4 separate regions of the Mus musculus genome follow, and all the other regions are linked to region 4. The links are chromatin loops, found by intact Hi-C in ENCODE. Cell type or tissue: left cerebral cortex. All regions are shown on one strand. Region 1 overlaps Gm39146 (a long non-coding RNA gene). Region 2 overlaps Fgfr1 (fibroblast growth factor receptor 1). Region 3 overlaps Gm39145 (a long non-coding RNA gene). Region 4 holds the start of Fgfr1 (fibroblast growth factor receptor 1).

What was found. Hi-C counts contacts between places; a loop is a spot of excess contacts. Peaks named below come from ENCODE experiments on the same cell type or tissue, not always from the same donor. Only the 100,000 strongest peaks of a DNase experiment are listed, where the experiment ranks them.
Region 1: a loop joins it to region 4, with 1.9 times the contacts of the local background. A loop is called at or near these places in 5 of 42 quality-filtered maps.
Region 2: a loop joins it to region 4, with 2.1 times the contacts of the local background. A loop is called at or near these places in 8 of 42 quality-filtered maps.
Region 3: a loop joins it to region 4, with 4 times the contacts of the local background. A loop is called at or near these places in 15 of 42 quality-filtered maps.

The regions. Positions count from the first base shown.
Region 1 is chr8:25,358,591-25,363,590 of GRCm38, reverse strand. All of the region lies in intron 3 of Gm39146 (a long non-coding RNA gene), which reads left to right. Among named protein-coding and RNA genes, the nearest start is that of Gm39146, 29 kb to the left of the region's middle. In left cerebral cortex, CTCF peaks have their summits at 1,367 and 1,970 (motif pointing left); DNase peaks (open chromatin) are centred at 719 and 4,797.
Region 2 is chr8:25,572,437-25,577,436 of GRCm38, reverse strand. Fgfr1 (fibroblast growth factor receptor 1) reads right to left here. Exons shown (of 18, transcript NM_010206.3): 14 at 4,977-5,000; 15 at 4,648-4,718; 16 at 4,177-4,314; 17 at 3,786-3,891; 18 at 1,719-3,692. The coding sequence ends at 3,516. Among named protein-coding and RNA genes, the nearest start is that of Gm16159, 19 kb to the right of the region's middle. In left cerebral cortex, CTCF peaks have their summits at 1,232 (motif pointing left) and 2,136 (motif pointing right); DNase peaks (open chromatin) are centred at 1,191 and 2,144.
Region 3 is chr8:25,272,377-25,277,376 of GRCm38, reverse strand. It overlaps Gm39145 (a long non-coding RNA gene), which reads right to left. Exons shown (of 3, transcript XR_001778746.1): 2 at 2,794-2,936. Among named protein-coding and RNA genes, the nearest start is that of Gm39145, 3.8 kb to the right of the region's middle. In left cerebral cortex, CTCF peaks have their summits at 48 (motif pointing left) and 2,159 (motif pointing left); DNase peaks (open chromatin) are centred at 62, 1,026 and 2,160; H3K4me3 peaks cover 544 bases; H3K27ac peaks cover 377 bases.
Region 4 is chr8:25,517,522-25,522,521 of GRCm38, reverse strand. Fgfr1 (fibroblast growth factor receptor 1) reads right to left here and starts at 3,763. Exons shown (of 18, transcript NM_010206.3): 1 at 3,093-3,763. It overlaps Gm31288 (a long non-coding RNA gene), which reads left to right. Exons shown (of 3, transcript XR_003947368.1): 3 at 1-2,834. RefSeq lists promoters at 3,624-3,838, 3,624-4,598. In left cerebral cortex, no CTCF peak of the experiment used is centred here; DNase peaks (open chromatin) are centred at 3,080 and 3,779; H3K4me3 peaks cover 2,980 bases; H3K27ac peaks cover 975 bases.

The sequences.
Region 1 (5,000 bases), 160 kb after region 4:
TGCTTGATATTGTTGCAAACCCCTTCAGCTCCTTCAGTCCTTTCTCTAACTCCTCTATTGGGGACCCCACCCTCAGTCCAATAGCTGTGAGCATCCACTTCTGTATTTGTCAGGCTCTGGCAGGGCCTCTCAGGAGACAGCCATATCAGGCTCCTTTCAGCAAGCATTGCCAGCATTGCTGTCACCTGAGTTTTTGATCTTAGCCATTCTGACTGGTGTGAGGTGGAATCTCAGGGTTGTTTTGATTTGCATTTCCCTGATGACTAAGGATGTTGATCATTTCTTTAGGTGCTTCTCAGCCATTTGACATTCCTCATTTGTAAATCATTTGTTTAGCTCTGTACTCCATTTTTCAATAAGGTTATTTGATTCTCTGGAGTCTAACTTCTTGAGTTCTTTGTATATATTGGATATTAGCCCTCTACTGGATGTAGGATTGGTAAAGATCTTTCCCCAATCTGTTGGTTGCCATTTTGTCCTACTGACAGTGTGCTTTGCCTTACAGAAGCTTTGCAATTTTATGAGGTCCCATGGTGGTTCAGTGGTAGGATTCTCTCCTGCCCACATCTTCTGCTATGACTCCATTTCTCTCTCCCCTCTCCAACCCCGGAGAGCGATATTAGTATTTTTTTAATCCTTTCACGTCTGCTGGCTTATGGTTCCTCCTGTCTGAAGGCTGCCAGAGAGAGGAAACCGACTGACACTTCCTCCTCCTTCCCTCCACCCTCTTCGTCATCACCACAGGCACTGAGATTTTACTGTGTGCTACACACGTGCTAAATGCACCCTGTCACTTGATGAGATCGAAGTCTGATTTTTACAAAGGAGCTGCAGGCTTCGAGTCACTGAGATAGAAAGGAAGACTGTGAGGCTGTGGCTCCTTCCTTCCAGTTCCTACTTGTGATGCTGATAGCTGCTGCTAACGGCTTGATAAGGAGCCGTGCTCAACAGTCAGATGTAGAGGAATAAAAGCTTCCCAGAATGAACAGTTCTACCCAGGAATCTATCTCCTCCTGTAACCCGAACTCCCTCCTCCTCCTTGTCTTTGTTTCTGAGGCAAGTTTTCATGAAGCTAGGCTGGCCTCGAACTCACTTTGTAGTCAAGACTCATCTTGAACTCTTAGTTCTCCTGCCTCTACTTCCTCAGTGCTGGGATTACTGTCATGCTCCACCCTGAGGCACTAAAGCCAAGAGTGGTGTAAACATGCCCTCAGGGTCTGGCAGTGAGCAAGCTGCAGGCAGCACAAACCCAGCAAGAAGTAGAGACTGTTTCTGGGGCTGAACCCCCCACTGTGAAGAACTAATGCTCTTTGCAGAAGTGAGCGAAAAGGAGTAAGAGGGAAGAGATAGGAAGACAGAGGGCAGTAAAGAGATCGAAGAAAGCAAGCCTGGGAGAAAGAGCTAGCAAGCAAGCGGCAAGAAGAATGAAAGGGTAAGGACTTAGTTGTCGTAACAACTAAGAAAACTGAGGACAAGAATTAGGGAAGGATGAAGGGACAAAGTAGCCGCTCTGTCTTGAAAGTGTCCCTCAAGATTTCATGTGCTGGTGCGGGCGTGGCAGGGAAGCCTGGCGAGACGGTACATACTGTCAAGTCTGAGCATCTGAGTTGCATTCGGGGACCTGACAGGGCTGAAGAAGAAGACAGTCCTGCAAACCTCTGACCACAGCGTATACACGGTGGCACAAGTTCTGCTCGCTTCTCCCTGCCCACCGCCCCCCCTCCACCCAACAAAATGATACATATGAAAGAAAGAAAGAAAGAAAGAAAGAAAGAAAGAAAGAAAGAAAGGAAGGAAGGAAGGAAGGAAGGAAGGAAGGAAGGAAGGAAGGAAGGAAGGAAGGAAGGAAGAGGAAGGAAGAGAGGAAGAAAGAAATGAGGCTGGAGAGATAACTTCATAGTCAAGAGTTTGGTTCCCAGCAACTAGATCGGGCTGCTCACTGAGGCGCCCTCTTCTGGCCTCTGTCTGCAACTGCACTCACGTGCACATTTCCCCTCCCATCTTGTAGCTAGGGCATGCAAAAGAAAATACAATCATTTAAAAAAAATAATTAAAAATAGGGGCTCAGTGGGTAAAGATGCTCATCGTCAAGCCTGACGACCTGAGTTCAATCTCCAAACCTCCTGTGGTAGATGGTAAGAACCAGCCAGAAAGTTGTCCTCTGACCTCCCCCCCCCCCCGGGGGGTGGGGGCATACACTCACTCTCCCATCTACATGATAAATAAATATTAACATTTTAAATAAAAACTTAATTTCCAAAGTCTATCTTGATGATATTTGGAGGCAGAACCATTGAAAGGCAGTCAGGAATAGATGAAATCAGAAGTAGGCCATTGTAATGGCATTAATTATTAGGAAGGGAGATGGCACCCAGGTGTTTACTCGTTTCACTCTGCGATTTACATCTTCATGTTCCGGTGAGCCAATGGTACATTTTGGATTTCCCAAATTCTGTAAGTAGTTGCTAAATAAACCATTTAAAAAGAAATATAACAAGCTGCATGGGGTGGTGGTGGTGGTGTACACCTTTAATCCCAGCACTCAGGAGGCAGAGGCAGTGGGATCTCTGTGAGTTCAAGGCCAGCCTGGTCTACAGAACTAGTTCCAAGACAGCCAAGGCTATACAGAGAAACTCTATCTTGAAAATAAATCAATAAACGAACCTAATGTGTAGCACTCAGTAACAGCAACAGAAAGTGAACTTGGACAATGGCAGGAGAGGCTTGTGGATATCTGTCTCACTGGAGCAGCACTTGCCTGTCTGTGTGAGACCCTGGGTTCTACTTCTAGCATCATAAAACAAGTACAAGTCAACGGGGAAGAACGTAGACACTTCTTGAGCCATTTGGAGGTGTGCCATGGGTATGTGCGCAGGTATGTGTGTGTGGGCAGTTCCGTTGTGATCAGTGAAAGGCTTCGGTTATGTGGCTGCTATCCTCTAGAGCGAGGAAGGATGAAGACTTTCCCTAGGAAGCAGAAAGGGGCTCTCTCCATCTTGTGAGCCCCGACCCCTCTTCTGCATAGGTTGGCAAGTTATGGGGAGCCAGAGCCTGGGCCTCTGAGAATGGTGGTCCAGTTCCTAGTTGGAAGCTAGATTGCATAAACTTTTCTCTGCTCCCAAAGTTCTGCCTTCATCCTGCTTATGCAGTCTGTTTTCCCGGTAGCCATAACAACTGTACACCAGAGTGGTCACCTTGGATGGTTGTGAAAAGAAGCCATTGTGCAGAGTGTACAGATGTAGGTCATTATTTTTTTTTTGCCTCCTCTACTAAGCCCTGTTTCTTTCAAGAAAAGTGCTTTGCCATTTTCTTCAGTGGTAGAAGCACTGTTAGTGGCCCATGTTCCTATAGGTAGCTCCCTCACCCCATTGCTCCTGGAACCAACCCTTATTAAACTCATCGGTTGACAAAATAAAGACCTAAAGTAGAGAGAGATCTAGTTGGGAAGAGGAAGAGACTGATAGGAGTAAGACGAGGGTGAGGGGACAATGGGAGTGCCAATGTCACAATGAAATCTGTGATGATGGATGGCTAGCAGATACTAATAAAAACCTTTTTAAAAAGTGTCTGGCTTTCCAGATCCTCTCTCTTGAGCAGCTTGAGCTGGGGAACGGGCCATGTACTGGCTGGTTTTGTGTCGACTTCACACAAGCTACAGTACATCAGAGAGGAAGGAGCCTCAGTTGAGGAAATGCCTCTGTGAGATCCAGCTGTAAGGCATTTTCTCAATTACTGATCCAAAGGGGAGGGCCCTGTCCATGGTGGGTGGTGTCATCCCAGGGCTGGTGGTTCTGCGTTCTATAAAAAAGCAGGCTGAGCAAGCCGAGGGGAGCAGGCCAGTAAGCAGCATCCCTCCATGGCCTCTGCATCAGCTCCGGCCTCTAGGTTCCTGCCCTGTTGGAGTTCCTGTCCTGACTTCCTTTGGTGATGCACGGCAATGCTGAATCAACCTCTCCTCTCCAACTTGCTTTTTGGTCATGGCGTTTTGTTGCAGCACTAGAAACTAGGACAGAGCACCATGACATTGACCTGGAGGTACACGGAGACCAGAACAGAGTTTACAGTGCTAGAAGGAGCTGGGCTGGATCGGGGTCTGTAGCTTGCTCTAGAACAGTGGTTCTCAACCTTCCCAAAACTGTGATCTTTTAATATAGTTCTTCATTTGTAGTGAACCCCAGCTATAAGATTATATTGGTGCTACTTCACAACTATAATTTTGCTACTGTTGTGACTTGTAAGGTGAATATCTGATATGCAAAATATCTGATATGCAACTGCAAGAGGGCCACAACCCAGAGTGGGTCACAGCCCAAAGGGTTGAAAAACACTGCTCTAGAATGTGCACATCTTCAAGGCCTTGGAGGTCTAGAAGAAGAGTCCTGTGCACTCTAGGGGCAGAACTAGCCAGCGTACTCCAGGCCCAGGCGAAAGAGTTGGCTTTTGGTTCAGCCCAGTGATCTAGAAATACCTGGGACTTCCTGGACAGGAAGATGGCGGGGTTCTAAGCTCCTCATTACAACTTGTGGACATGGCTTCTCCGAGTTAAACACATCATGACCTTGGACCCAGAGCTTGAGGCCGTGGCAGGCATGTGAGAGTCCTTAGGCAGAGAGCCATTGCTTTCTGGTGAAGGATTTGATTTCAGGCCATGGCTATAAAAGCAAGTTTGGCAGATATTAATGATCTAAAATAATTGGCCATCCATGCCAACGGCTCATTAGCTCAAGCCGGATGCTTCTGTGCAGACGGACGGCCTAGCACCCTGGGCAAGGAGTGCCCACGTCCCGCTGCCAGATGGGAAGGGGGTGCCTGCAGACTGGCTTGCCTAGCAGTTGGCTGCTTGTCCAGCCTCAGAAACAAGGAAGCAGTCATTCATGGAGGACCACAGGCACCTAGGCAGCATAGAAATGCTTCCAGTTTTCACACTCTCAGCTTCCAGCTACCCAGCACAAAGTAGGAATAGAGAGCCGAGGAGCCCTGGCTGGAAGCCCCGAGTCTTC
Region 2 (5,000 bases), 55 kb before region 4:
CATACACCACTCTGGGAAGCTGCCATTGCTCTAATCTAAGGTATCTCACAATACAACTTCCGTCTGGAAGTGGTGGGTTTTTAAACTTAGTGCATACTATAGATGTGTAATATGGGAAAGGGATTAGCTACTTAACTGGCTTAATCCTCTCATCTCCCTGATGCACGTGGATTCCTTCTGGCCTTCTCAATGAGCAAATGGAAGTAGTTAAGTCATGGAGTCTGGCCATTGAGGACTCCACCTGTGCCCCGACCCACCCCACTCCCATCCCCCATTTTACTTTTTTGGAGACAGGGTATCACCATGCAATCTTGGTTGACCTAGAACTCAATATATAGACCAGGCTGGCCTTGAATTTAAGAGATCCACTGGCTTCTGCCCCCTGAGTTCAGGATTAAAGACCATCACCTTTTGTTTTCAAAATTTGGGTTACTAGGCCATAACCCCAGGCTGACACACATACTTTCCTTTAGAGAGCCAGTTTCAGCACACCACTGGAACCTCCGACAGCACGGCAATTGAATGCATTGCTTCTGTGCACCAGGACATGCACGTACCCAGCAGGCAGTAAAGATTCTGAATGCTGCTGTGTGTCAAACAAGAGGGAACCAGTTCCAGAGTCCTTCATAACTTCAGTGTGTTCTGGTTCGTTTAATTTCCTTTTAGACAAGAGTCTCACTGTGCATCTTCAGCAGGCCCTGAACTCACGATGTAGACCAAGTTGTCCCTGAACTCAAGATCTACCGGTCTCTGCCTTCTGAGTCTGGGATTACAGGCATTCACTACCAGGACCAGCCAACTTCAGGGTTCTTGCTGGTCTACTCCCTTCTTGGTTTCTACATGCCATGTTGCTTCAAAGCCCTCCATTCTCCCTCCCAGCTATTTCCTGCATATGTGGTGGAACCAAGCTCTACCAGCTGCTAACAGCTGCTAACAAGCTCATTGGGTACAGTTTTAAGCTCTAACATGCGCCTGTAGCGACATTAGACACAGCACACATTCTACACAGAATTGTAATAGTTGTTGCTGCTACTTAATAGTATGGCCCTGCACTTGTGCCATGTCCAATTCTGTACAAGACATATTGGTCATGTCCAGAGTCTGACAATGCTATATCCAGGCCAAAAGTTCCCGCTTGCAGGTAGGTCTGTTACTTCAGAGGACAGTGGCTCTGACAGTATAACCTAACACTGTCTGTGTGTAGGAGGATATTTTAGCTTGCTGGCTCCACCCAGTGGCAGTTGATAAACAGAGTTCATTACCATTAAGGCCGATTTCTTACTTCATCTATGTTCAATCTTACTTACCTGAAATCGATACATTACATTAACAGAGCCAGGGGACTGATGGCCTTTAGCCTATGGCAATTAGAAAAGATGGGGAAGCAGTATTGATTGATGCCTGGGCCATATTTTAACCCCCAGGAAACCAGACAGATGCTGTGCTCTGACAGTAACATCTTCATTCTGTAAGCTGGGTTCCCCCTCCCACGAGACCTAATCTGGTCCTCTAAGTGAAATAGCCATTTCATTTCCCTTCATGTCAATGTCACTACTTTCTATTTGATAGCCACCCCTGTCCCAGGGGCCGTCTGCGGGCAATCTGAATAGTAACAGAGGGGACTTCAGTTCCTTCCAGTTCCTAGCTCCTCTCCTTGAGTCACACTAAGCCCTTTCTGTGTTCTCCTTCCATCCACACAGCAGTGAGTCAAGTAGACCTGAGGCAGAAATAATGTTCAGTTTTAACAAGAGAAAGAAAAAAAAAAAAAACCACTATGATACACGGTCTCCAAGAAAATGAGTTTGTGCTAAATTCATTCCCTAGCCCTCTTTGCCAAATGATGTCTTCTTTCAGCATAAAAACCATTCATAATATTTTGACAGTTACATGTGTACAGAGAGAAACAACGATAAGAACTCTTATGACAATGACCCAAACCACAGCTGCCAAAACTGCATTTAAAGAAGCAGCCCTAACCCCTACAGATGAAATCATACTGAACAGGTTTGTATTCAGCAGACCCAGAAAAAAAAGACCAACCAACCAACCAAACAAACAAACAAAAAACAAAAACAAACCCTCTAAGGCTTGAGTGGTGTGGGTTTGAATAAGAGACCAAGGTACCAAAGCAACCAGCAGGTGGCAGAATTGAGTTGCCAAGTTGACCCCAACCAAAGAGATCGTTTTCTGTTTCCTGAGGGATGGGTGGAGTTTGTGAAGGAAAAACTATAGGAAGCCAAGCTCAGGGACAGACCCAACTGGGTAACAGAGACCAACAGGGAAGGGGAGGATATTTACAGGAGAGGAATATGAGGAGTAGGTTGGGGAAGATAGACAAGACATCTGAATGTACAGGGTCTAGGGTTTGGGTTTCTGTCCAGTTCTACCCTCTGGCTAACCTCATCCTCTCACTCTCTCCTCCGAGGAAACAATCAAGTGTGCGAGCTTGGCTCTCTGCCCTCAGGACCTCAGTCTTCTCCTGCTGTTCCCAATGCATCGGGAGATAGAAGGCTTGGCTGGGAGGTCTGGGGCACAATCCAGGAGACAGAGGTCATGGGGGGCAGGGGGAAGACCAGCTCATGGCCCTTTACCCCCTGTCTCCCTCCTCTGCGCTGGACACCTGCTCTCTTTTCACACGCCCAGGATAAAAATGAAGCAGCAGCAATTTTTTATTGAGGGAAACCTAAACTGAAAATAGGTTTAAAACATAATTTAAAAAAATAAAACAGCAAAAGTAGCAAAAAAATATATGACCTTTTAAAAAACATTTTCCTTTTTTTTTTCTTTCTGTTCGTTTGTTTTTAATATATAGCAACGGATGCTACCCTGGGCGTCTCCCCCATGGGTAAATCTCTAGTAACGACCCTTTTTAAAAAGACATGTAAATATATACTCAAGATTTATACACTTTGTGTTTTTCTTCATAGCTATGTACAGAGCCCCAAGTCTAGGGCTCAGCCCAAGGGCACATCACGGCTCCCAGTCTCTGCCTCCCTGTCTTCTGGTACCAGGCAGGTATTTGGTCAGCAAAGCAAATTAGTATTGGAATTAAGAAGCTACTGGTACCATCCATCTGGAGCAGAGGTTGCCTTCGGTTAAGGCCTAAACAGAAACCTCACGGCTTCCAGGAGCCCCAAGGCCCCTGCCGCCAGAACAGAAGGGGCTGATGGGTCAACAGGAATGCCCCGGATGCTCCACTTGCTTCCGCTCTGCACACCTCCAAGCAGTGCCAGGCAGCGGGGCGGGTCTTGGTCCAACACCTGGGAAGGAGGATGCGGCCGTCGGCAAGCACCTGCCTCTTGGCTCCTCTCTCACACAGCAGGCTAAGAAGAGGGAGAAGAGGGGTCTTGGGGGTGATGGAGGGGGAAGGCCACAACACAGGAAGGCCTCAGTCAGGCACTGGCTCTTGCCAGCGGCAAAGGAGGAGGAGAAAGGCAGTGTGTCCAACAAGGGGATTGTGGGTGAGGGGCACGGGTGACGACGGAATGGGAGAAAACTGGGGACAGGGTTGGTAGTCAGCGCCGTTTGAGTCCACTGTTGGCAAGCTGGGTGGGGTGTCGAGGCAGACAGGGCTCCTCAGGTAACGGCTCATGAGAGAAGACAGAGTCCTCCCCTGAGGAGCAGGTGGAGCTCCGTGTGTCGGGAAAGCTGGGTGAGTACTGGTCCAGCGGTATGGACAGGTCCAGATACTCCTGTGACAGAAAGGGATCGGTGGGTGGCACCCAAACCTTCCCAGGAGCCTATGTGACAGAGGCCCAAGTTCCAACCCCGGGGGACAGCCCTACCTGGTTGGAGGTCAAGGCCACAATGCGGTCCAGGTCTTCCACCAACTGCTTGAACGTAGGTCTCTGAGAGGGCACTGCATGCCAGCAGTCCCGCATCATCATGTACCTGAAGCAGGATGGTGAGGTTAGAGAGAGAGGAAGGACCAGGGCAGAGCTGGACCAGAGGGCTTGGGGAGGGATGGACAGGGAGGCCACTTCTCCCAAAGAGACCTTTCAACCCCTGCCCACCATGCTCCTGCTTCCTTCAGAGCCAGGCTTGAGACCTCAGGAACCTCGAATAAGCCACCATCACCTGAGGAAGCTGTCCCAACATCCAACCCAGCTTGCCAGTGGTGGATCCAAACAGTGCCGACTACTAACCCCCCATCCTTCCCCTCTAGCCTATGCTTACAGCTCATTGGTACAGTTACTGGGCTTGTCCATTCGATGACCCTCCTTCAGCAGCTTGAAAAGTTCCTCCACAGGCACACCGGGGTATGGGGAGCCACCCAGAGTGAAGATCTCCCACAAGAGCACTCCAAAAGACCACCTACAGGGGAACACGGTTCCACGGTGGCTTAGCACAGAGTCAGGCTGCCCTAGGAGTTCCTTCCCAAGTCCTCAAGAAGTTAAGAGTAGTAGGTGTGCATCTTGAACCTTTCTCACCTCTTCAGGGACCTTAAGTTCAGGGGGGCAGAGCACAGGAGACAAGAGGGCAGCAAGAGACTATACTATGCAAGGAAGCCGGAAGCACACTGTTCATGGGACAAGACAATGCTACCCCTGCCCCAGTGATGGAATAAGATTCCCACCAGTTTAGCATGCAGGGCCCTTAGAATTCTTTCTCCTGCATATCCCAGGCAACTGTGTATTTCAAACTCACACATCGCTCTGGTGTGTGTAGATCCGGTCAAACAACGCCTCAGGGGCCATCCACTTCACAGGCAGCCGGCCCTGCAAGCAGCAGCAGATGTGTATAGGCGGGATGACACAGAGGACTCACGGGGTGAACGGAAGATGACGGCGCAGGCAGTGAGTTGACAAGGAGGTGGGAGCCAGGGCATGGGACACGAGTCCACAGCCCATCCTACAAGCCCTTTTATGTTAGACCACTCAACCCCACACGAATACAGCAAAGACATCGAAGCAGGATCGAAGTGGGCACGAGTCTAGTGGTGTGGAGCCCCACGCCGCGCCAAGCAAGAAACTTACGTTGGTGGTTTTCTTGTAGTAGTC
Region 3 (5,000 bases), 250 kb after region 4:
CCAGGTGTCTAGTCAACATCTGACTCTTTGCTCTGACTGCTAGAGCGCCACCTGTTGGAAAGCCTTGCTCCTGCAGCATCTCTAGCGGAGGGGGTCAGGCCAGAGCTGAGCTGATACATTGTAGCTTCCTAAAGAGCTGAGCTGATACCTTGTAGCTTCCCACCCGCAGACACCAGAGTCCTCTCCCACCTGTCCAGGAAAAAGCTGCCACTGTGTCCGGTTGAGAGCTTTCCCTGGGAACATCACCCAGCCGTTTCTATGCATAGGCTTGTTATGGCAGTCTAACCAGGAACAGAATCAAGTGGACCAGAGGAATCGACCTGGGAGAGGAAGCCACTTCGAATCATAATGGTCTATGTGTTGCATTCCCAGGTGTGCTTAGAACCTGTCCTAAAAATGTCTTTTTGTCCTTCCGACTTGAGAACTATTGCACTATCCTCCTGCATCCTTTGTTGTTGAAAGCTCCTGCCCAATCTGAGTTTCCTTGTGAAGAGAGACTCCACTAGACCTCTTTCTTGGGCGCACGCTGTTTCTCTATCTTCTCCCTAAGAATTCAAAAATCATTGTACCATTCCACCTGTTTCTTTATTTCCTCCCTCCCTCCTTACATTTTTGTAACTGAGGATGGAACCCAGGACCACAGCATGCTAAACCATGCTCTATCATGGTGTTGCACCCCCCCAGTCTCCTGCCTCCTTAGTTGTCTATGATGCTGACTTAGGTAAGACTCCATCCTAGGCAGGATGGACCGGGAGAAACCACACTGAGTCAACACTGGCTGATGACTGAGGATATAAAGTTTCTCAGAAGCTGGTGTGGCGACGTAGTAGGAGTCTCAGTACCCATACTACAAATCAGCCCTGAAAACAGCAGAAGCAGCCAAGTGCCAGGGCTGGAATGCTAGGCAACTGAGCTCTCTGCTCCCAGTGAGGCCTCTCAGGCCACTCTAGGACAATGCAAAAGATTGTCATGCGTTCTTTGCAACTTGGCTGAGATGGTTTTCACGCAGGCCTGTGGGCCATATTGTTCTTCCTCTCTTGGCAGATCTTTGGCACCCACTCTCCTCTCTGGCTGCCGGCAGGCCTCCCTGTAGCTGTGCTTTGGCCTGATTAATGGAGTCCAGCTTTCCCCCCAAGGTGCCTGGGCAGTGGGGGTTAAGTCATGCTAGAAGCCCTAATTGCCTGGTCACTTTTATTTTGGGAGGGGTGTGTGTGTGTGTAGACTTCCTGTTTACGGCGCTTTCCTACACAAAGCAAGGCAGACACATGATGTTTTAAGAGTTTCTTCATTCAAGGAGAGCCAAGAAACAAAACCGGAGTCTGCTAAGAAAACAATAGAGGCCGTGGCTACAGAGCATTCTGGCTCTGGGAAACGACTGGGTCCCCTTTGCGGGGGTGGCTGCCACCACTCTGCTGTACGTGATGACTGCCAGTTATTAAGCCTGTCTGGCTGAGGGGGAAGCCAATGAAGAAAACAACAATAAAAGGGAGATAAATGGCTCCTGAGAAATAGGAACTATGCAGGCTGGGGGGGGTGGAGTGGGGGGTGGAGCCCCTGCACTGGTTTAGAGTTTATAGCCAGGAGGATAAACACCACATAATTCTCAAACGATCACCATTTGGAGATGATAAAACAAATAAGAGAAAAAAAAATTCCCTGGAAGAAAAGTTTACAGGACAGAAATCGTGATATCCTGTGTAGAACATTCACGAATTCTGTCTTGGGTCTGGGGTATGCTCAGAAATAGCCTTCCAGCTTGGTTTCCGAGTTTTTGAGGGCCACAAGAGTCTCCCTTACATCACTGGACGACGGATCTCCACCCATCCTAGCGTTGAAGGAGAGGCGGGGTGAGCCCTGGCACGTCCTTGTCGGGGTGCAGGGCGAGGCTGCTGTGCTCCTCCGAAAAGGATCCCCTCCTCATCTAAGTCCAAAACGCCGACCGCGCAGAGGCTGAAAAGGTCTCAACTTCCTGAAAGATGCTAAAGCAAAGAGTCCTCAACTGTCCAGAAACACGGAACTTATGGGATCTACGGAACTGGTATCCCAATCTTGATGTGGCTGGAATGTCCCCGGTGCTTTTGAAACCCTGTGCTTGGGCCAGAGGTCACTCCCGTCCTCTGAATCCATTTGCCAACAGCTTAGACGCAGGCAGCCGGCGCCCTCTTGAGGAAGAAATGCGTGCCTGTCCAGCGGGCTGGAATGCTAAGGCGGTCGCTAGGTCCTGTGGGCCTCCTCTGCACCCCAGCACGCCTAAGGGGAAAACCCAGGCTTTTCTTGGAAGAGTCTGTTTTCAGTTCCAGCTGGTCTACTGGCTCCCAGTGACTAATGAGGCACCTCTGCATCAGTGGTCCTCGGGACCTCTCGAGGGAGTAGGCAGTGAGCAAGCACAAAGGCCTGGGTCATTTGCAGCCCTGAAATGTTATGGTCACGAGTGTCTGATCATTGCCAAAAGGCTCCTAACACCCTGTGAATATGGCAGAAAGTGTGGCGGGTAAAGAAAGGTAGGAGCGAGCGGTGCATAATACACACTGGCACGTCTACAGTAGCTCCTGCCTGTGGTCCTGACACCTCGTGCTGGGAGCCAGAAGGGTCTCTAGTTTGAGATCCTGCTTCAAAACAAACCCTAATGAGATACAGGGTGGGCTGACTGTTTTAAACCACACAGAAAGCCACAGGATACAGACAATTGGGGGTGGGGAGGTGGGCATCATTCTCAGGTGTTCTGAGTAGGCTCGGAAGGTCTGGCAGCAAAGAAGTCCTTGGCGAGAGGAGAGGCTGACCTTACTGAGTTACCTTTGGCCAAGGCCATAGAGGCCACACCCTGGGCCGTGGGATTCGGAGGCTCACAGGCATCGGTGTTTACTCATCTTGTTCAGACTCCAGGCAGATGCTTCTCTACCACCTCATCCGCATGCGTCACTGTTGTGGGTTGTGGTCTGCCAAAGTTGAGACAAACACAGGGTCACATGGCTGACGCGCTTGGGTAAGAGGACAAACAGATTAATGCACCCAGGGCTCCTTCTCAGATAACATCTATGCAGTGGGCTGAACAAAGGGTGATGTCCTGGAGTTCTGGCCATCCTCCCTGTTCACGCTCCGCAGATGCCCAGGGGTTAAAGGAGTATCTGCAGCCACGTACACAGAATGAGGAACGTTTTGAAACAATTTGTAACCGGTCGAATACTTGAAACACGTCAATCCTTTATCTTCTCGGCCATCTGGAACTGGGTAATGGTGGTCTATGCAGACGTTTGGTCCAGGCACTGGGGAGGCAGAGGCAAGATGTCTGAGCTTGAGGCTAGCCTGGTCTACAAAGTAGGTTCCAGTACTACACAGAGAAACTCTGTCTCGAAAAACTAAAACCAAAACTAAAGCCAAACCAAAACCAACCAAACAACCAAACAGCCCCCCAAGAGCCAGATGGTTACAGAACACTAAAGCTGAGGACATTAAGGGATGTAGCTTAAATTAGTATATATGTAGCATAAATGAGGCCCAGGTTCAATTCTTAGGAAAAACAAACAAGCAAACAACAAAAACACAAAAGAACTGTTTTATAGGGCTGGAGAGATGGCTCAGAGGTTAAGAGCACTCACTGACTGCTGCTCTTCCAAAGTCCAGAGTTCAATTCCCAGCAACCACATGGTGGCTCACAACCATCTGTAATGTAATCCAATGCACTCGTCTGGTGTGTCTGAAGACAGCTACAGTATACTCATATAAATAAAATAAATAAATCCCCTTTTTTAAAAAAGGAACTGTTTTATATAATTTAGTTGAATCCTCAAGTTTTAAAATATAATTTAGTTGAATTTTCAAATTGTTTTTTCAAATAATCATTATAAAAATTCACACCACACATTGAATATGAATTTATGTAATTATAAATAATTTTGAAAGGGATTCGGATTGGTTTGTAGAGTGCTGAGAGGGCCTGGCTTTGCTGATGCACCACTTGAATCTGGAGGCAGCCCATGAAGAGTCTAAATGTTGGTCTGGAGAGGACTGGCTGCTCCTGCAGAGGACCTGGGTCCAGCACCCAGCACCCAGCACCCAGCACCCAGCACCCATATGGTGGCCAACTCTCTATAACTCCAGATCTAAAAGCTTTGATGTCCTCTTCTAGCCCCTGTGGTCATCAGGTGCACATGTTGTACACAGGATTACATGTAGACAAAACACATATATCTATAAAATTAAAATAAATAAAGATTTTTTAATCACAAAAAATAAATAATATTGAACACTTGAATAAAGTAACTTCTTTTGAAAACATACATAAAAACCATTTTAACTTCTAATTTACAGTTGTTATATTTTAAGTAATAATATGCTTAAGTTCTGTACACGTTGAGACAATAGCATTTAAAACCCTTCCTTATAGCTCACCTTAATAGAACGTAAATTACTTGATGGTGACCATAGTCGTGATTTTTCTTAATTGAAAGTATCTCTGTACAATAAATGTATACTTTGTTATAAATAATGCATGTCTCTGTTTAAGTTCCTATTCAAGTTTCACTAACAAAAACCCAGAACACTCAGACATGCACAGTAATAATTGGATTCAGTTGTTCTATTTTGCTCACATGTGTTGAGCACAGGCTTTTCAGTTTTGTCATTAGGAAGAATTTGTCATGGTTAGGAACAGAGGACATATTTTATGTAACAGTTTTTTAGTGTCTTTTTGTTGTTTGCTTGAGTTCCTGGAGACGTGCGTGGTATATATGACCAATCTGTACCATTGGTTAAGGTCCCCAAAGACCTGAGAGGAAAAACAAGGATTTCCTTCTTGAAGACAAAGAAGCATCAAGGAACTGGGCGTATTGTGGCAGGCAAGGCTAGAGGGCGTAGGCAAGTCTAGCTGCCATGGGATGTTTGAAGGATCCCACACTAACACTGGGAAGCCATTGGGGTTTAAACTACAGAAGGTGGGTTGTTCTGCTTGCTGTATGACTGAAAGCAGGAACAGAAATTGGGCCCACTGGAGGCCTCTTGCT
Region 4 (5,000 bases):
CACTTCCTGCAACCTATTCTCTGATCTCCACTGGAGCACTGGGGTGCCCACATAAATAGATGAGTAGATAAATGTGATTTTAATAAGGAAAAAAAAAATGAACGTGAAATAAAAAAAACATTCAGAGACACTAGTTGCTAAGGCCCAAGTTTCTTTCTTTCTTTCTTTCTTTCTTTCTTTCTTTCTTTCTTTTTTCTGGAACAAGCTTTTAAGAGCCGTGCATGGGGTAAGTATCACAAATAAGCAAAGAGAGGATGGCTATCAGTGCACTCCGTGGATTGTCTTGGTCTCCAAGGTTGGTGTCTTGCCTACGCAATGCTCCATTCAATTCCCTCATCTGGAGTCCACTCTGAAGTCAGCTAGCTGGGGTTTAGGGTGGCAATATGTATTCTAATAGGTGAGAAGATGGTGATAAGTGTGCCGCTCCTCTGTTTCTTCAGCCCCTCGGCTTCACTTGCTATTCAAAGGACACTGACTTAACCTTCCACCATTGCTTCACGGCCTGGGGCCAAGGAAAACAACCCTCTCAAGACTATATACCATGGGGCCAAAGGAAGCAGTTCCTCCAACCTCCCATTGTGAATGAAAATACCCCTGAAACTCATATTGGAAATACACACGGCTCTCAATCCACTGCTCCTCACTGAAAAGCTGACGTTCAGCTATGACTAAGGGTAAACGCAACATATTTTAAGTAGCTTGTCACTGATGAAGTGTGTAACTGTTCCGGCTGGAACCGAGCCCCAGACAGCAACTCAGGGTCCCCAAACACCCAGCACTCTGGGGTCATCTGGGTCCCCAGAGTGTGTCCCAACTGGGGAAATATGTAAACAAGCCATTAGGGAGGGAGGCAAGCCATCAGCACAGTTGACGGGTATTAGTCGAGCTGAGCCGTTGGCCTTAGGTCACTGAAAGGAAGAGACACCACCCCAGCGTGGGGGTAATTGGCTAGACCTTGGCAGGTCCCAGGGGCCAGCTACTTAGCTTTAAAAGAAGCCCCAGAGAGGAGGAAACCCAGAGCCTGGCCAAGGGAGGAAGACTGGCCACTTTTTGCTCAACCATCTCAGGGCAATGGTTCTACAATTTAGATACTATTCCAAAAAAAGCAATGGTCCGGAGGTGCAAAGACCAGAGCACATCTGGGAAGGAAACAGTCACCTTAATTACCATGTCTAGGGAAAGTGCGATTTCATTACAGCCTCCAAAACTACCGCCCTAAGAAGGAAACCAGAGAAGTGTTTTCAATTTAAAAGACTGGAGAGGGTGAGAGGCACCGGCAAACTATACCCACCCAGCCGCTAACTTTGGATGGACCCTTAGGATGTTTTGTTGCCCCCCCCCCTTCCAAAAGAATGGACATTCCATCCCTGGCCCTGTAGTTATTGTTTAAACGGCAAAAACACTCCATTTTAAGCTTCTGAGGGCTGCAACCCAGGAAACTCACTGAAAACACAAGGTCCCTCTGGCAGTTACAGCACCAGGTATCGCACTCTACTCCCCAAATGGAGGACGGAACACCCCCCCCCAAGATGGACTTGGACGCGTGGCGATAGGTGGGCCCGCGGTGTCCACATGAGACAGATGCTCCAACTATAATTAAAGGGAGAGGCGATACTTGGTTCCAGGACACGTCAGGGCCAAGTTTGGCCCAGACCCACCGACCAAGGCCACCTCTAGTAAGCAAGCGGCTCCCAAGAGGGTCCAGAGATTCTTAAACACCGCCCCCCCCCCGCACTCCCCCCCCCCCCATCGTCGGCCACCAGCAAGAGAGTGAAGGAATCCAAAATCACTTTGGGATCTATAACTTGCTTTTCTCTTCCAATCCCAAAGCCTCTGCTCCACGTCTCAAGAAATGTTAAGGGGTGGTGGTGGCGGTGGTGCTAAAGAATCTCAGTTTTAATTTAGGAGGGGGAGGGGAGGAAGAGGGATGTTTAATAATGTGGCTGCGGTGTACCCGTGTAGGGTGAAACGGAACCAGATGCGGCAGCTACATCTGGGAAATGGGGGGTGGGGTGGGGGAGAAAAACGCCGTCGAAATGCTTTGCAAATGAGTTAATAGCTTCTACTAGGCCCAGAGAAAGAGAACTCCCTCCTGCACTCCCAAGGTGTCCAGCTGCCTCACTGGGTGGGTAACTGTTTATTACAAACCCCATCTATATATTTAAAAAGTCAGTAAATTCCTCTAAAAATATGAGTACTAGGTTGTCTTACCCCGCCGGAGACACTACAAGAGGAGGCACAGGAGGTGTGGAGAGGGGGTCTGGGCCAGAGAAGCAACAAGCGGGCAGAAGAGGGCTCCTCCGCACCGGACAAGTTCTCCTCATTTCCTCCACTTCCCAGAACGATCCAGACCCCGAGACCCCCCACCCCCCGCTTCTCCAGACCCCTTCAAGAGTCCTCTAGGTCTAAGATAAAATAGAACATTACCACCACCACCACCATCACCCCTCAAAAGGGGGGGGAATCTTTGCTCGCTCTCCGCTAAAGCCGATTCAGCCATTTGGTGACGACACCTCCTTCAAACCTATTCCAAGACAAGCTAGCCTTCCCCGCCACTTCCTTTCCTCTTCAACCCCCCAACCTGGACCCCAGACTTGCCCGGAGGTAGGAAAACACTTGAAAAGATCCCAGATGTAGGGTGTTGAGCTTAAAGCCACCGGCTGAAACGGGGTGAATCCGCAAGAGGACCAAAAGATAGATGATGTACACACACACACACACACACACACACCCTCCATCTCCCGGCCCATTCCCGCCCTCCTCCCCAGTAGGGAACACACAGCTTCCGCCGCCTTCTCCTGGGCCAAGAGGGTCGGGGTCTGGACTCGGAGCGCAGCAGCCTCCTCGCTAGCTCCGGAGCGCGAGTTGGCGGAAAAGTTAGGCAGCGGGCAGCAGCAGCGGGCCCAGCGCGCGGGGAGGGGGCGCGGGCAGCGACACTGGCCGAGGGAGGAGGGACAGGGGCGCCGGGGAGGGAGCGGAGTCGGGGGTGGGGTGGGGGATTGGAGGAGGGAGGCGCGGGCTGCGACTGGCGAAGCGCGGGGGCCGCTCGGGACGCCCAGCCAGCCGGCTCTGCGGGCGCCGGCGACTCTTACCTCACTTGGCGCTGCGGTCCCGCCTCTGGAGAGCTCGCCGTGGCGCGGCGGGTGTCTGTGTCTTGCGCTCCCGCCGCTCGTCTCCGGGCTCCGTTCAGATCCTGATGGGGTCTCGAGGGCTCCGCGGCCGAGGCACGACTCCCGGCGGCACTCCGAGCCGGGCGCCTCCAGCCCGGGCGGGAACAATGGAGCCGAAGCTGGTGCCCCGGAGGCGGGGCGGGGGGGAGGGCTCGGGTCCGCCGCCCGGGGTCCCCAGATCGTGCGCCCCCCGCTCTCCAGTACGCAGCGGCGGCGGTGGCGGCGTCTCAGGCTTCTGGCAGCCCGAGTTCCATCACCCCTCCTGGGGCTCCGGCGTGCATTGACTGCAGCACGGCTGTGGTGCGCCCCTGGGACCTGAGAAAAGTCCTCGGTCTCCGCTGCTTTTCCAGCTGCGGCGCGCGCTCGCGGCCGGGAAAGGCGAGGTCGCCGCAATGCGCTAAGCACAGTCTCAGTCCAGTCCGGACGTCTCGGCCCCGCTTCCCTGCGCAGCCCGGGTCCTCTGCACGCAGCGGCTGCACCAGGGTTCCGGCTCCCGTTCCGCGCCGCCCGCAGCGGAGAGCCCCGCCAAAGTACCCGCAGGAGCGCTCCGAGCGCTGTGCGCCGGCGAGGCGCGAGGGCTCGCTCTCTCACTCCCACCCGGCGCTAGTCCCACCTCCTCCTCCTCCCCTTGCAGTTGCCTGCTGGGCCTTGTAGTTCTCAAGCTGCAGCCCCGGAGAAGCCTGGAGCGAGCAGAACTGCTCTACAGTCTGGTCTAACTTGAGTTTTCGCCTGGAGGGCGCCCGAATTTCAGACTGTGTGTAGATCAGCGATTTGGGGACAGGAGTGGAGGGTGGGGAGGGGCGGGTGCCTGGCTATAATTTTGAGGTTGCACTGGGCAACTTGGTCTTTGGTTATCTCTGTGCCTTGGGGTATGATTTTCGTGCTCTAAATCTCGGTTTTCCCGTCTCTAAAAGGAATAAATAGGACCCTCACATAGCTTACAATATACGAACTGTTTTTATTGATGGATCGGTTGACTTTCCCCCTCAGACCCTTTCCTTGGATCTCAACTTTCCCCAGCCACATAATTTAGGTTTTGTGGTTCACGCTGGAATGGACCCTGCAAATTCTACAGTGCTGTTCATGGTAGCCTTAGAAATCACCAGCTTTCAGGAAGCAACCGAAGAGAGGAGGGGTTTTTGTTTTTTTTTTTTTTCGGATGGGGGGGGATGTTTGTTTACTTGCTTGCTTGTTTTGTTTTGTTTGCCTTAGGAATTAATCAGAGTCAAACCAGAGCCTCCACAGTATACTATGAACCTCAAAGAAAATCGCTGAAATGCCCTTCCCACCAGGTCCCTCCACAGAGATGTTAATCTGTGGCTCTTTAATCCAATGAGTCCAGTGGACGTGAATCATATTGAGATTGTTAAAAAATAAAAATTTTTGATCCTGCTTGGACATGAGAAATCCCGATGTTTTGATGAAGCATGCTAACAATTCTGAGACAGCCAGTGGGGCCTTCGCCTCGTTGCAGGAGCTCACTTTCCAGCAGTCTAAAATGATGATGTACATATGCAATCCTAGCCCTGGAGGGTCAGAGACTTAAGATCACCGTTGGCCACATAGGGACTGAGACGACAGCCTGTGCTTACAGACCCTGTCTCAAACAAATCAAACACAGGGGTTGGCGATGCAGCTTTGACAAAGGCAAAGACAGTGCTTTGATTCCAGCACACTCTAGACCTGACTAGGTGGTTGGTACCTGTTGGTTTGCTGCATAGCAGTGGGGTGGGGGCTCTGCAAATTTTCCTGGTGACTGTGATGTGATGTCTACTTGGGGACCACTGGAAGGGTGGAATATGTCACACTAGGTGTGAATTCCACCACTCA